Linked DNA regions of Homo sapiens: region 2 is linked to region 1. Evidence: chromatin contacts called from ENCODE POLR2A ChIA-PET data. All regions are on one chromosome and are shown on one strand. The core of a region is the stretch at or near the end of the contact, and the rest is flanking DNA. Distances in the headings are between cores, read along the strand shown.

Evidence for each region. ChIA-PET counts read pairs that join two places held with the same protein, here RNA polymerase II (POLR2A).
Region 2: POLR2A ChIA-PET joins it to region 1 with 15 read pairs in BJ. The contact joins the enhancer-like site here to the promoter of ZBED5-AS1 in region 1. POLR2A ChIA-PET finds 5 or more read pairs at or near these places in 2 of 52 experiments (BJ and PC-3).

The regions. Positions count from the first base shown.
Region 1 is chr11:10,853,630-10,860,883 of GRCh38, forward strand. ZBED5-AS1 (ZBED5 antisense RNA 1) reads left to right here and starts at 4,588. Exons shown (of 3, transcript NR_034137.1): 1 at 4,588-4,737. It overlaps ZBED5 (zinc finger BED-type containing 5), which reads right to left and starts at 4,424. Exons shown (of 3, transcript NM_001143667.2): 1 at 4,233-4,424; 2 at 2,515-2,628; 3 at 1-1,457. The coding sequence starts at 1,316. RefSeq lists enhancers at 4,090-4,469, 4,623-5,260, 4,770-4,859, 5,261-5,896.
Region 2 is chr11:13,219,209-13,226,462 of GRCh38, forward strand. No RefSeq gene overlaps it. Among named protein-coding and RNA genes, the nearest start is that of BMAL1, 55 kb to the right of the region's middle. Within about 2 kb of position 3,288, at least 3 of the 41 ENCODE cell types and tissues checked have a DNase peak (open chromatin) inside an H3K27ac peak, as active enhancers do.

The sequences.
Region 1 (7,254 bases), core at 3,338-5,837:
TTACCTCGAGAAAGCCACCTCACCTCTGTATTTAGAAGAAGTGCTGTGTGCTGAGCACCCATTTCCTCACATAAAATTTTTAATAGTCTGGATTGATGTGGTCGAGCTTTAATATAATTGATGATTTGTACTGCCTGGTCTAGCACATTTTTTAGAGATGTAGGCATTATTTTAACTGCCAGTGCATGTCTGTATAATAGGCAGTGACTACTGGTGCTTTCGGGAGCCACATATTTTATTAAGGTGACAGCTTCGGCAATTTTCCCATCCACTGCCCTAGAAGCATCACTACAAACATCAACACATTTTTCCCATTCAATTTCATGTTTCTGCATAAAACTGTTGATACAGTTGAATATTTCTTCACCGGTAGCATTACTTTGCAAAGATTCACACAGGAGTAGGTCTTCCTCAATAGACTTATTAAACCTATAACGAACAAACACAAGCAGCACAGCAAGTCCTGAAACATCAGCTGATTCATCTAGTTGCAGTGAAAACCCATCGCAAATTTTCAGTCTACAAACAAGCTCTTCTTCAATGTCAGCAGCTAGATCCTTAATTCGACGTGCAACAGTACTGTTTGATAGCTGTACTGCATCTATTTTTTTACTATATTGTTCATCAAACATCCGCATCACTACATCTTTTGCACAAGGTTTGATAAGCAATTCTCCAATAGTATGAGCCTCTCCACTCAGCGCTATATGGTAACTTACATTGTATGATGCTTCTGTAGCACTTTCATTATCTGTATTCACAATTTTAGGTGTTGGGGGTTTATTATTTTCAGGTGAATCGAGATGTTGCTTGAAAAAGCTTATGTCTTTGTCTTTATATGCAGCATGTTTAGTTTCCAAATGTCTTCGAAGCTTACTAGGGGCTAAAGAGCTATTTGATAAAATTTTCTTACATAATACACACTGAGCATGAGGTGCATCTCTATTTCCGAAGTAAGTAAATCCAAAAGACAAATAACTTTCATCATATTTTCTTCTTTTTGGTTTTTTACTAAATGTTATTTTGTTGGAATTGGATATAAATTTGACCCTGGAAAGCTCACCTTCTGATTTTTTAGAAACTGAAGGTTGCAACTGCTTATCTTCACTTTGTAATATTCCAACCTTCTGATCATTTGATTCAGACACAATCTGATAACAGAAAGATTCCACTTCTTGTTTAAGACTTCCTTGTTTCAGCAACAGATCCATGGGCAATGAGTTTGTGGTACAAAACATGGTTAATTTAGAATAGACATTGAGTATCGCAAATGTGTTGAAATTATAAGACAGGATACAAAGAAGAGGAGCAATCATCAAAGAGATGATATACAGCAACACATCAGTTAATTTGTAAATGCTGCCTATTCATCAATGCGCAGATGGAACATCATACGTTCATGTATCAGGTGATCTCTCATGCGACTTCCTGGTGCTCTCAGGTATGGTACACCTTTTCTTAAAGGTAGATTATCACATAAAAATAAAAGCTATAGAAATGAGTTTAGCAGTCTTAATCTCATATTTAAATAAACATATTAAAATCAACCATAAAGAAAAACCAATATTAGCATCAATCATTTTCTCAAAACATTTATTAACTTAGAGAATATTAATATTCTATAAAACATAATTTGGGAATCACTGAGCCAATAAATTATTAAGAGTTGTTATACATATTTTTAAGAAAGGGACCCTGAAGAATATGTCCCATGGCAGGGGTTGGCAGGCTTTTTTTGGTCAAGGGCCATATAGTCTCTGTTGCAACTACTCAACTCTGTAGTTGTAACATGACAGCAGCCATAGACAATACATGAAAGAATGGACACAGGTGTGTTCCAATAAAACTTTACGTACAAAACCAGACAGCATGGGCCATAATTTATCAGCCCTGTCTCATGGTATGTAGTATTGTGAAATCTCTTTTAGCTTTTGATGCCTACTGTCATTAGATGTATTAGTTGTTGATACTATTATATATCTGAAGTCCCTTCAGGGCTAGCAACAATTCTGAAGAAGTGAATTAAACACACACACAGTTCCAAGTTTTGCGAGATACATAATTCTACTGTATCCTAAATGTTATGCGTTAACAATGAAGAATAAATTGTATATCAAAAGTTAGGTACTGTTTCTCTGGACTTAAATTATATAAACGTTTATATTATCCAAATTAAGACTCAATGAAAGTAATGTATATTTTTACAGATAACTCTGCATTCTATTTATACAACAGGTGACGACTTAACCAGGACCTAAAAAAAAAAAATAAACTCTCATTTAAGAGGTTTATTTCTCATATAATAAAACAAATCAAAATTAAAAGGATAATGCAATCTAAGGATTGCTAAAGAATACTATTAACTCTATAAATCAAGGCATACAAATTATGTCTGTCCAAATATAGCTACTTTTGATTTAAACTTTATAACCTGGCTATAGAGTAAGTTTTGTATTCTCATGTTAGATCTTGAGTCAAAATGGTTCTCCTATTAAGGGGTAGAGGATAAGATACCTGAAATAAGGTGTTCTCCTTTCTGTAATCCCTCTCTCCACCTTGGCAGCTTGAAATGCACTCTTCAAAAGAATAAAATTAAGGGATGGGGTGGGAAGGGGAGTAACCAAAAGCCTAGAATGAGAAAAATTAAAATTAGATACAGTAACAAGCAGAACTAACTATAAACCCGTAAGATGGGTTTATTCTTTCTGGATCTAAGCAGTGAAAATGATTCTTTACTGCAATGCAGATCTTGGACTGAAAGAGAAGACGCCTAGCATAGTAAAAATTCTAACATTTTCATCCTGTTCAATATCTTGGCAATTTAGATGCTTTGAGATGTTCCCCCACCTACTGACTTCATAGAAACATGTTAAAACAACACCACCACCACACTTTCTAGAACTTGAAACTAAGCCTAATTTTTAAAAGTACAACCTCATCAATGTCTCTAAAACTAGGTCTTGAATCTAAAATGGAATTATACATAGAACTATTACATGAAGCAGTTCTTTCACTACAATCATTTTTAGCCCCCCAGTGACCAATCTCCTCAGGTAAACAATGTCTAATGACTGATGATTGTTTACTGTATGCCAATTACTGCTAAATCCCTCATATAGATTATCTCATCTATGAAGACACAAGGATTATTAATAACCCCACTTTAGAGATAAACAGACACAGGTTAACACATCTCGCTAACACCTCTTGTAAGTGAAAAACCAAGTTCAGAGCCCAAAAAGTTTGACTGCATAGCCCATGTGTCTAGCCATTACTTGGGTGTTCCTGAATACTTTTAATTCCCCAACTACTAAAAAATCTCGTTACTAGGAGTTGGGTTATGCAGCGAAACGGATGAACAATGGATTATAACTGCCAGAAAGTCGAGGGTCTCATACTAGCAACAGCATAAAGCCCTGCTTCTTATTGGGAGCAAAAAAGCAGATTCTCCTTCCACAGTCTCCTTTTGGATTTTGCAACGGAGAACTCTGTGGAGCTGCTGGTTCACGTAAAAGATCAGGATCCCTCTCGTTGCCAGAGGACACAGAAGAGTAGGAAGCTTTTGTTTTCAGAAAGAAGGTCCTCAACCCCACCTCTTCGAAGGTGTTTCCCCGAATTTCTCGAGGACAAAGAATCTGGACTCCTTTGAGAGTAAAGTTTCCTTTCCACTCCCTGAAGAGCGGGGAAAACTTCCGTCTTTAGTCTCCTTCCGGTTAAACTGACAAGTATCACAATCCTTTCTCCCCTATCTTCGGGCGGTTCCGGCTGGGAACAATACCCTCAGGGTCAGGAGGACAGGATCTGAGTGCAGGCCAGCCAAAAAGGTGGGAACAGATGCTCCTTCCAACACCTAAATGCTTTTTTAAACGGTCACCTGGATGTGCAGCCAGGGCCAACTATCCCTCAGCTCCTCCCTGTCACAGGTGCGCGCTGCCCACAGATTGCCACGACTGGGGGGCTCCCTACCAGTCGCAGCCCACCCTCGCCTCAGGTCTTCTCTCGCGTCCCCGGGCGGCCGCCTGCGCTAACGACCACATGAAAACGTCTCAGCACCCAACACCATCTCTCTATTTCATCTCCATCAGCGATGGAGAGAACGGATTTTGCCGCGGCTGGGCTGCACAGCAGCGCCGCGGTCCACAGCAGAGCCCGCGACCGCCATCTTAGGCAGTTCCAGGAAGCGGCCATTTCAGAGCGCACCGCTTAGCCGCGGCGGCGGCTCTGCTTCTCACCTTCACCGAGGCCTGAACAGGGTCAACAGCCAGTCGTCGTGGACTGGAGGGGGAGGGGAGAGAGGGAGGGGAATGAAAAACAAAACAGAGAGGAAAGAAGGATTCGGGGACAGGGTGATGCTCTCAGCTCAGGGATATCGCCTAGGCCATCTCCATAGAGATCCGATTCGCGGCTGGCGCGGTCGCCGGTCTGAAGATAAATTTAGCACTCTAGAGCACCCGAACCCTACAATCTTCACGAGCGACTCTGCCGCCGCCCAATCAGCGCCAGATTTGCGTCCCGCCACCAATCCGCGCTGAGCAGCGGGGCGGGACCAAAGGAAAGGACCAAGCTCGGTTGAGGCGCGGCCCAGCCGCAGCCGCAGTCACAGCCTCAGCCGCAGCGGCCGTGCTACCTAGGTGATAGCGGAGCGGCTGGGTAGGAAGCAATTGTTCTCAAACTTCACTAGCCCCGTCGGCGCGGACGCTTGTCGAGAATGCAGATTCCTGGGTACTGCCAGATACGGTTGGTGATCTTGTAGGGCTGGAGTGGAAGCCATGAATCTGCATTTTCATCATTTCTGGCCCTCTGCCCGGGCTGGGGTGATTCACGGGGATTCGTAGTGGCCCCAAAGGAGCACGCAGAACCTCGGCTGCTGTGCATTTATCACCTCTTTTGTTCCCGGAGGCCGCACCCCAGGTCCAGTTTACACAGCTGCCAACTCCTTTTCTTGGTTCCCACTGGAATCTAGGAAGAAAACTCGCCCTTTACTTCTCCGCCCCACACCCGACGACGGAGTGTCTAGAGGTCTGGTCGGCCTTGGCTGTGCGGAGGGCTAGGCCTGACGAGCGGGCGCTGATGCGGCGCAGACCCCGCCGGACCTCTTGGTCGGCCCGGGGTAGGCTGGGGAGCCGCGGGAACAGGACTGGATAGGGAAAGCGGCACCGCAGCGTCCACGGGCAAGCTGAAAGTCCGCTTGATGTCTTTGCATCACAGTGGCGCCCTCCCCGCAGGAACGCCCGGCCGCCTGCACCGAACGTTTGCCTGCAGGGAACGGCCAACCCGCCCTGAAATACTCTTTTTGTGGGCTGCAGCTTTCGGGTATTTTAAGCCATGGTTCTGTGCCCTTCCTTGTTTTCAAAAACACCACAGCCAAAGGCTGCGGGTTGTGTGCTTTCATTTTGTGTTAAGTTCTGTGGTGGAGACCTGGAGTCTGTTTTTCCAAATAGGCACCTTGAAATAGATACGCTTCTTAAGCGGGGAAAGTACGAGTAGGTCCTATTATTTGCAATGTTTTAGCCTTTCCAGACTCCGTACAAATGACTAAATGAAGATTGGATCGTATTTTCAGGCACTGCACCAATGATAGAAAATTCTCAACTTGGGGTCAAAAGCAAGGGCAGCTTTCGTTTTTCTTAAATATGCTTCTGATCAAATATCTAAAGTGTTGAAAGAAACCTAACCCTTAATAGCACAATTTACAGGAGTGCATAATTTCCTAGGACTGACATTTAGTTCCAAATGTTTTAAAGTCAATTACAACATCATCTCACCCTATAGTAAGCTGTCCATATATTCTCATTATTATTTTTAAATTATTTCTATTAAATCAGCTTCATTTGAACTTTAACCATAAATGCATAAATCGTTTTTGGGAAGGGGGTACAGTCGCGCTTGAAGAGCAAGGGATTTTGTCATTGCGGGAGTTGTCTGGCTTCAGAATAATATTGGAATAATATATTTTCGTGTTTCATATTTTAGAAAAACCTTTTACATATGTGCTCCCAAACCAATCTTTTTTTATTTTTTATTTTTTTTATTATTATACTTTAAGTTCTAGGGTGCACAACTTGCAGGTTTGTTACATATGTATACATGTGCCATGTTGGTGTGCTGCACTCGTTAACTCGTCATTTACATTAGGTATATCTCCTAGGGCTATCCCTCCCCCCTCCCCCCACCCCACGACAGGCCCTGGTGTGTGATGTTCCCCACCCTGTGTCCAGGTGTTCTCATTGTTCTATTCCCACCTATGAGTGAGAACATGTGTTTGATTTTCCTGTCCTTGCCATGGGCTCCCAAACCAATCTTTACACATCTTGTTTACATCTTCATGAAGAGGGAAAACCCAAAATATTAAACTGTTAGGCAGAATAGTGTTTAAATAAGTACATCTAAAGTTTAGGAATTAGGTCCTGATATGATTTGACTCTGTGTCCCTACCCAAATCTTATATCGAATTTTAATCCCCACGTATGGAAGGATTAAAGTGATTGGATTATGAGGACGTTTTCTCCCATGCTGTTCTGATAGTTAAGTGAATTCTCACACGATCTGATGGTTTTATAAATGGTAGTTTTTCCTGTGGTCTCACATGCTCTCTCTCACCTGCCGTCATGTAAGACCTGCCCTGTAAGACGTGCCTGCTTCCCCTTCCTCCATGATTGGAAAATTTTGTGAGGCCGCCCAGGCATGTGCAGCTGAGTCAATTAAACCTCTTTCCTTTATAAATTACCCAGTCTCGGTATTTCTTTATAGCAGTGTGAGAATGGATTAATATAGGGCCCCAAATCTGAAGTGTCTCATAATTAAAGTTCATGAAACTTAACTTTTTTTGTAATCGTTTTGTCAAATTATTACAGAATGTTGATGGGACAGATAAGAAAAAATACAGACAATGTAGAACTCAGACCAGTAATACATAGCTAGCATTTATTGAATACATAATGTAGGCCGGGGAGCTATTGTATACGCTTTTTTTGTTTTTGTTTTTGTTTTTTTGAGTCAGGGTCTCACTCTGTTGCCTAGGCTGGAGTGCAGTGGCACGATCTTAGCTCTGTGCAACCTCAACCTCCCGGGCTCAAATGATCTTTCCACCTCAGCCTCCTGAGTAGCTGGGACTACAGGTGCATGCCACCGTGTCTGGCTAATTTTTGTATTTTTTTATAGCGATGGGGTTTTGCCATGTTAGCTAGGCTGATCTCAAACTCCTGGCCTCAAACGAGTCACCCGCATTGGCCTCCCAAAGTGCTGGGATTACGG
Region 2 (7,254 bases), core at 2,038-4,537, 2.4 Mb after region 1:
GCACATTCTGCATATGTATCCCAGAACTTAGAGCAAAATTTTAAAAAAGTAGAAAACAATAGAGAAAAATATTTGAAATAAAGGATTTTTTTTAATAAAAAAAAAAAAAGAAACAGGCTCATCACTTTCCTCTCATCACGGACTCTCCACTCATGAGGCCTCCATTTCTGATATTTTACACCTCCTGTTTCCTCCCATTCCTCCTCCTCATTGACACAGTCATGCCAGTTTCCTCTATTCTTTTCCACACCACCCTCCTGGGCTCTTCCACCAGCACCTGAGCCGAGTGCCTGACTCCTATCTCCTCTTCCCAATCTCCCCCACACGCTGTTGCCTCCACAGAGATTAATCAGGGCTCAGGAGAGGGGGGAAAAAAAAGACTTTTCACTGTCTACTCTTGGGATCTTTCCAATTTTGTATCATGCATATGGATTACCCATTCATAAAATATGAAAGAAATTTAAAAGTAAATGAAAAACGGAGATAAAGCCTATATTCCTTATCTATTTTGTCTCATCTGAGTGGGCAACTTGGGAATCTTCCCGACCTAGAGTCCAGAATCTGCTGGCTCTGCCATATAAGGTTTTCCTCCTTGTAGGGAAGAGACATAATGGCTTCTTAGCCACCTCAAGCAGGTCTACCACTTTTCCCAGACAGCAATTGCAGATAGGCTTTGGGAGAAGAAAACCGGTAATGACAGCTAGTCTTCTGTTTGAAGTCCCTCTTTGTTTAGAAATCCCGTTTGCTTGGCTTTTAAGTTTTTGAGAAATAGGAAGAAAATGTTTCATCCTAACCCAGATAAGGCAAAAACAATTTGTGTCACCATGAGCTGGTGATTTCAGCTCCTTACCTAAGAAGCCTTGCCAGGTTTGAGGTCTAAGGCAAGGGCAGGAAGCAGCGTGGGTAAGGCTAGGAGTAAGACCCTTTCACTCATTTGCTCTGTGGTGTTCACAATTTCTGTTTCTTTCTGATCAAAAGACTCCAAAGAGTATGGAGGCTGCTACAGTTTTCACAGGCCCTCCCACAGTGGACTGAAGAAATCATGAAATTGCCAGACCTTTCTAAACCCTGCACAATATTAAGCACAAAGTGATTAAACAGAAGTGACTCTCAGCACCGTTGAGAGCCAAGATCTTTAATCGCATCCCACAGGCCGTGCCCCAGTGCTTGTCCTGGTGCTGATAAGGGGCCCCTTTCTGCTCCTCACCAAGGCCTGGCTCTTCCCAGGCCCCTTTCCCCACCCCCAAACATAGCAAAGCCCCAGGGCCCACCTCTGCCCCTGGAGCAGCATTCAGAAAACCAAGGTACATGACTGCCAAGCCAAGGGGCAAGAGAGGGTGCAGGATCAGGTAAGTGAAGACAAGAGAACAGGCCAGAGGTGGGATGTGGATCTAGGAAAAAATGCTGTGGTCTGTAAGAGAGAAATCTGAGTTGCAATCAGCAAGAAAATGTGCTTCTAGCAATGGCCCTCCCTCTGTTCACCAATCTTTTATAGTTGCCAGTTTATCTCCCTTCTCCTCCCCAAGTCACAGTCTGACATTTGTCATCATCTTTTTTTTTTTTTTTTTTTTTTTTTTGAGACAAGGTCTTGCTCTGTCATCCAGGCTGGAGTGCAGTGGTGCAATCACAGCTCACTGCAGCCTGCAACTCCTGAGCTCAAGCTATCCATCTTAGCCTCCTGAGTAGCTGGGACCGCACCTGGCTAATTTGTTTTATTTTTGGTAGAGATGAGGTCTCACTATATTGCCCATGCTGGTCTTGAACTCCTAAGCTCAAGCAATCCTCCTGCCTCAGTCTCCCAGAGTGCTGGGATTACAGGCATGAGCCACTGCACCTGGCCTCATTGTCTGACACTTGTCAACCCAATTTCAGGTTATAAACTTGAGCCAGTTACAAGCATTTATCCCTGTATGGAGGGAAGCTTTGACGTAATTAATAGGTCTTCTAAAAGGTTTCTTTGGTTTCTAAACAAGATTTTCTTTTCCCATTGTTGAGTGTTTAATATGTATATATGTGCATATATATATGCACATATGTGTGTGTGTGTGTGTGTGTGTGTGTGTGTGTATAGTTGTTGTTGTTATTGTTGTTGAGATGGAGTTTTTCTCTTGTTGCCCAGGCTGGAGTGCAATGGCGTGATCTCGGCTCACTGCAGCCTCCGCCTCCAAGGTTCAGGTGATTCTCCTGCCTCAGCCTCCCGAGTAGCTGAGATTACAGGCATGTGCCACCACAACTGGCTAATTTTGTATTTTTAGTAGAGACGAGGTTTCACCATGTTGGTCAGGCTGGTCTCGAACTCCGGACCTCAGGTGATCCGCCCACCTCGGCCTCCCAAAGTGCTGGGATTACAGGCGTGAGCCACTGCGCCTGGCCTAAAATACTGTTTTTTTTAACAAGTGAAAGTAAGCATCACCCATGCAAATGTCAATTGACTTGAAGCTGGCGGAGGGAGGGATGCCTTCTGTCTTGAGACCTCAGTGCATGCTGCACATCAGGGAACTGAGGGTTCAAAAGGCAGGAGCAGGGCTTCTTCAAGGCTCCTACCCATATCTTCTTTCCTAAGGCAAAAAAAATTTCAAATTAGTGTTTGTTTTTCTTTCACTATCAAGGGCTTTGCATTTTCAAGCGAAGTGCCTTCTACCAAGAGGAATGTTATAATCCAATTCAAGGGGATTTCAGCTCACGAAAGAGGATTAGGAGCCATTGGGTAGATGACAAGTGGCAGCATATTTCCTATCAAGAGCCTCTTAAGATTTTTTTTCCCTGACTGGGAGTTCTGCTGTCTCTACCGTAAGAAGCTCAGAAGAGACATATTAGAGACACAGGCCGCCTTCTCTCCCCAGTGCCCCTGCCACATTGTCTTGCTATTTGCTGCAGATCATAAGAGAGTGCATGGCCTTTTCACACTTTGAGGCAAAACAAAAATGCCTGAAAACAAAGACCAAAATGATAACCAACCCCCAGGCTCCTGGGCATAGGTAGGAAAATGAACAAGATCTGAACCTAATCTGTTCTGATTGCTATATATCTGCACCTGGCCAGCCACCTTGTCCCAGAAAAGGGTAAGACAGGGAACATTTTTTCTCCTGAAATTTCAGCTTGGAACACATTCCAAGCTGGCTTCTCAGGCAGGAGCTGTCAAACAAGATGCAAAGAGACACCAGCAACAGAACCCAGGACGACGGAGCCCAGTTCCCTGGCAACTGCCTACCCAGGCCTGGCTCTCCCCCAGAGCTGGGCCTCCCATAGCATTCTTCCCTGTGATGTGTTACCTGGAAGGAAGGGTGAGCAGACAGACTTTTCCAACCTCCCCTCTGACTCACAGAACAAAAGAGGGCTAATTGTTTTTCTTTTGGATGAGCATGTAGACCATGAAAAAAGCAGCCTAGTGAATGACAGAGTAGGGACTTGGAGTCAGCCCTGTCTGGGCCTGGTTCTCACTATTGCTTTCTAGCAGCGTATACTTCTCCAAGCACTAGATCCTTCGCCTGAAAGGAGAAGAGGAATAATACCAACTTAGTGGGTCACTATCAGAGTTAAAGCAAATATGGCACAGGGCAGGGCCAGACTTAATAAATGTCTGCTAAATTTGAATTATCAACTGTAAAAAATGGGCAGAGTCTATTACAACCAACTGAATTTGTGCGATTCAGGTTGCTTTCAGTTTACTTTATTTTTATGGTTTCTAACTCCGTTGGAGTTAAAAGAAGATGGAGACTTCCTCCTGTATTTCTTCAACTTCTAAATAAGCCTCCTGTTAAATTCACAAGGAGAAAGGCCATCATCTAGACAATATCCTCTTGGCACCCTCTAGAAAGCTACTTGCTTGTATGATCAATTTGTCCTCACAACCAGGTTAATTTTCAGGCTCCCAGGAGCCAGCGTGATCATTTCAAACTGCACTGTTTCAGGGTTTAGGTGACAGGCTTGTGCTTTGGTCCTCGGTTCTATCAGACCTTTCCATCAGGCCTTTCTCTAATGCTCCCACCCCCATCCCAGGAAGGCTGTGAACTGAGGATGCTCCCCTGAGTTTAGGATGCTTAGAATGAAGCTCTCACTTCTCCTCCCTCTGAGTACCTGCCCTAGGGCTTGGCTGCAAACCAAGACCCTGGAACCTCGAAACAAGCCACTCCCTCTGCCTGCAGCTGAGGTGGAAAACGTCCCAATGTTACCAGTAAAACGATTACATCTTTTACTCATATGTTTTTCTCCCTGTGTATTTCTGCCAACGCATTTTGAACTGAACAGGCTTTTTAAAATGCTTTTCTGCCTTAATTCTCTTGCCTCCTTTTTCCTGCTCCCCCTTCTCCAGCTTTTGTTTATTGGTTTGGTTTGCTTATTACTGCATTGCAATGATAGCCCCAGTTACTAGTCGGGGTATAAATAGGACATGCTTCTTTTTTGCCAGGACGAATCAAGAGTTAAAATAAAGAAGCAGCTGTTTTTCACTCATTCATTTCAGGACATTTACTGAGCAGTGACTGTAGTCAGGTTACTCTGCTACGGAAATGAAGATGAATATGGCATGGCTGGCTCTCAAGGAGCTCAAGGGTTGGGGCAGGGACATTGACTCCAGGATTTGTGAATAGGATTCAGAGGGTCTGTGACCCCTGAAATTATAAGACAAAATTTTGTGTGTATATACATGCACACACACGCATGCACACATGCACGCACACACACACACCCCATCTGTATACATATTATACATATATACACATATATATGTATATATATGTGTATATATATATATACAGACAGTGAATTTTTTCAGGGAGAAAATTTCATAGCTCTTATCATATTTTCAAAGGCATCCAGAGTATAAGACAAATGGGGTTAGGAAGCAGTAGGCTAAGAATTATTGGTCTACAAGGAGATACGGACATATGAATGAATCGTTAAGATGCAGTTTCTTGCAGTCCCCTTGATTGACTGATTCTCTCTTTCTCTCCACATCCAATCTGTCAGGAGATCCTATTGGCTCTATCTTGAAAATATATTGCAAATTTATTATCGCCTCACCACCACCACCACTACCACCCTGGTCCGCACTATCATCTCAGCCTTGAGTATTACTTCTGCCCTTGTCCCTGCAATGTATTTTCGACACTACAGAAGCCAGCCCAAGCCTTTTCAAGGATGAAGCAGATTATTTCACTCCTCTGCTCAAAATGCATCAAATGCTTTCCTGCTTACAAAGGTTAAATTCCAAACACCTTTATGTTCCAAAGGACCAATGTGCTATGTCCCATCTCTTCTCCTTCTCTGACCTGAGCTCTGACACATTCCCTTTCACTCAGTCATCTCCAGAGTTGCTTCCTGCTATTCCTCATACATCCCTCATAAGTGCCTCAGGACATTTGCACACCATTGCCTCTGCTTGCAACTCTCTTCCCCAAATGTCAGTTTGGCTTACTGACACTTCATTCAAATCTCTGCTCAAATGTCACTCGATTAAAAATATCCTTCATGTCCACCCTAGTTAAAACAGCACCCCATTTTCTCTCAACCTTTGTTTTCTTTTTCGTCTGATATTAAATTATGTATTTGTTTATTTTCATATTGTCTGTACACACACATACAAGAATGTAACCTCCTTGAGATCAGGGATTTTGTTTAGTTTATCACTCTATCTGCAGCCCCGGGTCTATAGAAGCTGCTTAATAAATATCTGTCAAATGAATACATGAATGAACCATGCATAAGTGCAAATGCAGTGAAGTAACAAGTAATAGTTTTATGTACAAAATGCCGCAGAAGCACATGAAAGAAGAAGCCGCTTACACTGCTTTGGGAAGGTGAAGGAGAGGAGCTTGCCAGGCAGAAAAAGCTTCCAGAAGAGGCAATGCCATATCAGCACATTATAGGATGAGGCTGTGGAGCCAGGGCTGTCGAGAAGGGTATACTAGGCAGGAGAAAGAGCATAGGCTAAAAAGCTGGGGTGGGGGTGCCTGGAGAAGCATGGCCTATTGGGAACTGAAAGTAATTCCAGGAACACTGAGCATTTTCAGTGATGTAAGACTATGCTTGGAGAAATTGCCCTGTGGCTATAGGCAAGACAGATTAGAGCTGAAAGAGCCCTAAGGCGGGGAGCCCACTTAGGAACCTGGTGATAGAGATCGACTGAAAGACAAAGAGACCAGAACTAAGAAGGAGAGTAGAGATGGAGAGAAAGAAGTCAGAATGAGAGAAATGGACTCTGGGATCTACTGCATGTGAAACGAAAAAGAAAAAAAGTCTAGGTAACTCTAACTCTCGACTAACAAACACACAGCCCTAGTGTCCCCAGCCTCCTTCCCCTGCCCATTGCAAGGCTCATTACCCATGTACTCCTTCTCTCTGAGGCATGACTTGGCCTTCGAATCCTCCTCAACACAGAGCATCAGGCCACTGTTACATATTAATCGGAGTTGATAGTCAAATGTAAACCTGTTTGTCATTTGCGATATAAGGTTTCTACTTTGAGTGACTCTGTGGTGCTATCATGAATTGAAATAGTAAAGAAAAAGAAAGCTTTGGTAGGGAGGATTTAAGTTAACTTTGACCATGTGGGATACAATAGTTGTGGAAATATAGATGGAGATATTCAGCCTAGTGGAGGACAAGGGAAAGGGCAGCGAAATAGCTCTCAGAACTCAGCTGCTCTACATCCCTCCCTCCTTACCACCTCCAACAGTCCTCCAAACCTCCAGCCTCACGCCCACAGGGCCATTCATGTTTGGGGTCCTGCTCTACTGCCCTAACTTCATCATATGGCCCTTACTGCCTTGCAATTTATGTTCCCACCACTTCTTTCAGCTCCCTCCATGCCCCTCTTCTTTCTCCACCATGCTTCCTCTCCCATGGGACATCCTTCCCCTCTTCTCCAGTCTTCTAGCTTGGTCTGATTAATGCCTATTCATCCTTCCTCTGCCAGTTTAGATGCCACTCTCCTGGAGCTCTTCTATGGCACTTGGCCTCCTTGTCATAGCAGAGCACCATCCCCTGTTGCTGGGATTGCCTGGTCATTCGTCCAACAGCCCATAAGCCATGCGAATGTGAAGGCCATGCATCTGAACACAGGGTAGTATCTCTCCATCTGTCATTTCCCCTCTGCAATCCTAGGCTACTGCTAAGCCTACCCTTAGTGTCACCTCCCACATGCAACCCTAGGCACATATCCACCAACCTGCCTATGCACCAAGCACCCTTTTGTCCCTTATGTGCCAGCCTGAATTGGAGTAGAAAGAGATAAAGATTGGAAATGGGGAATTC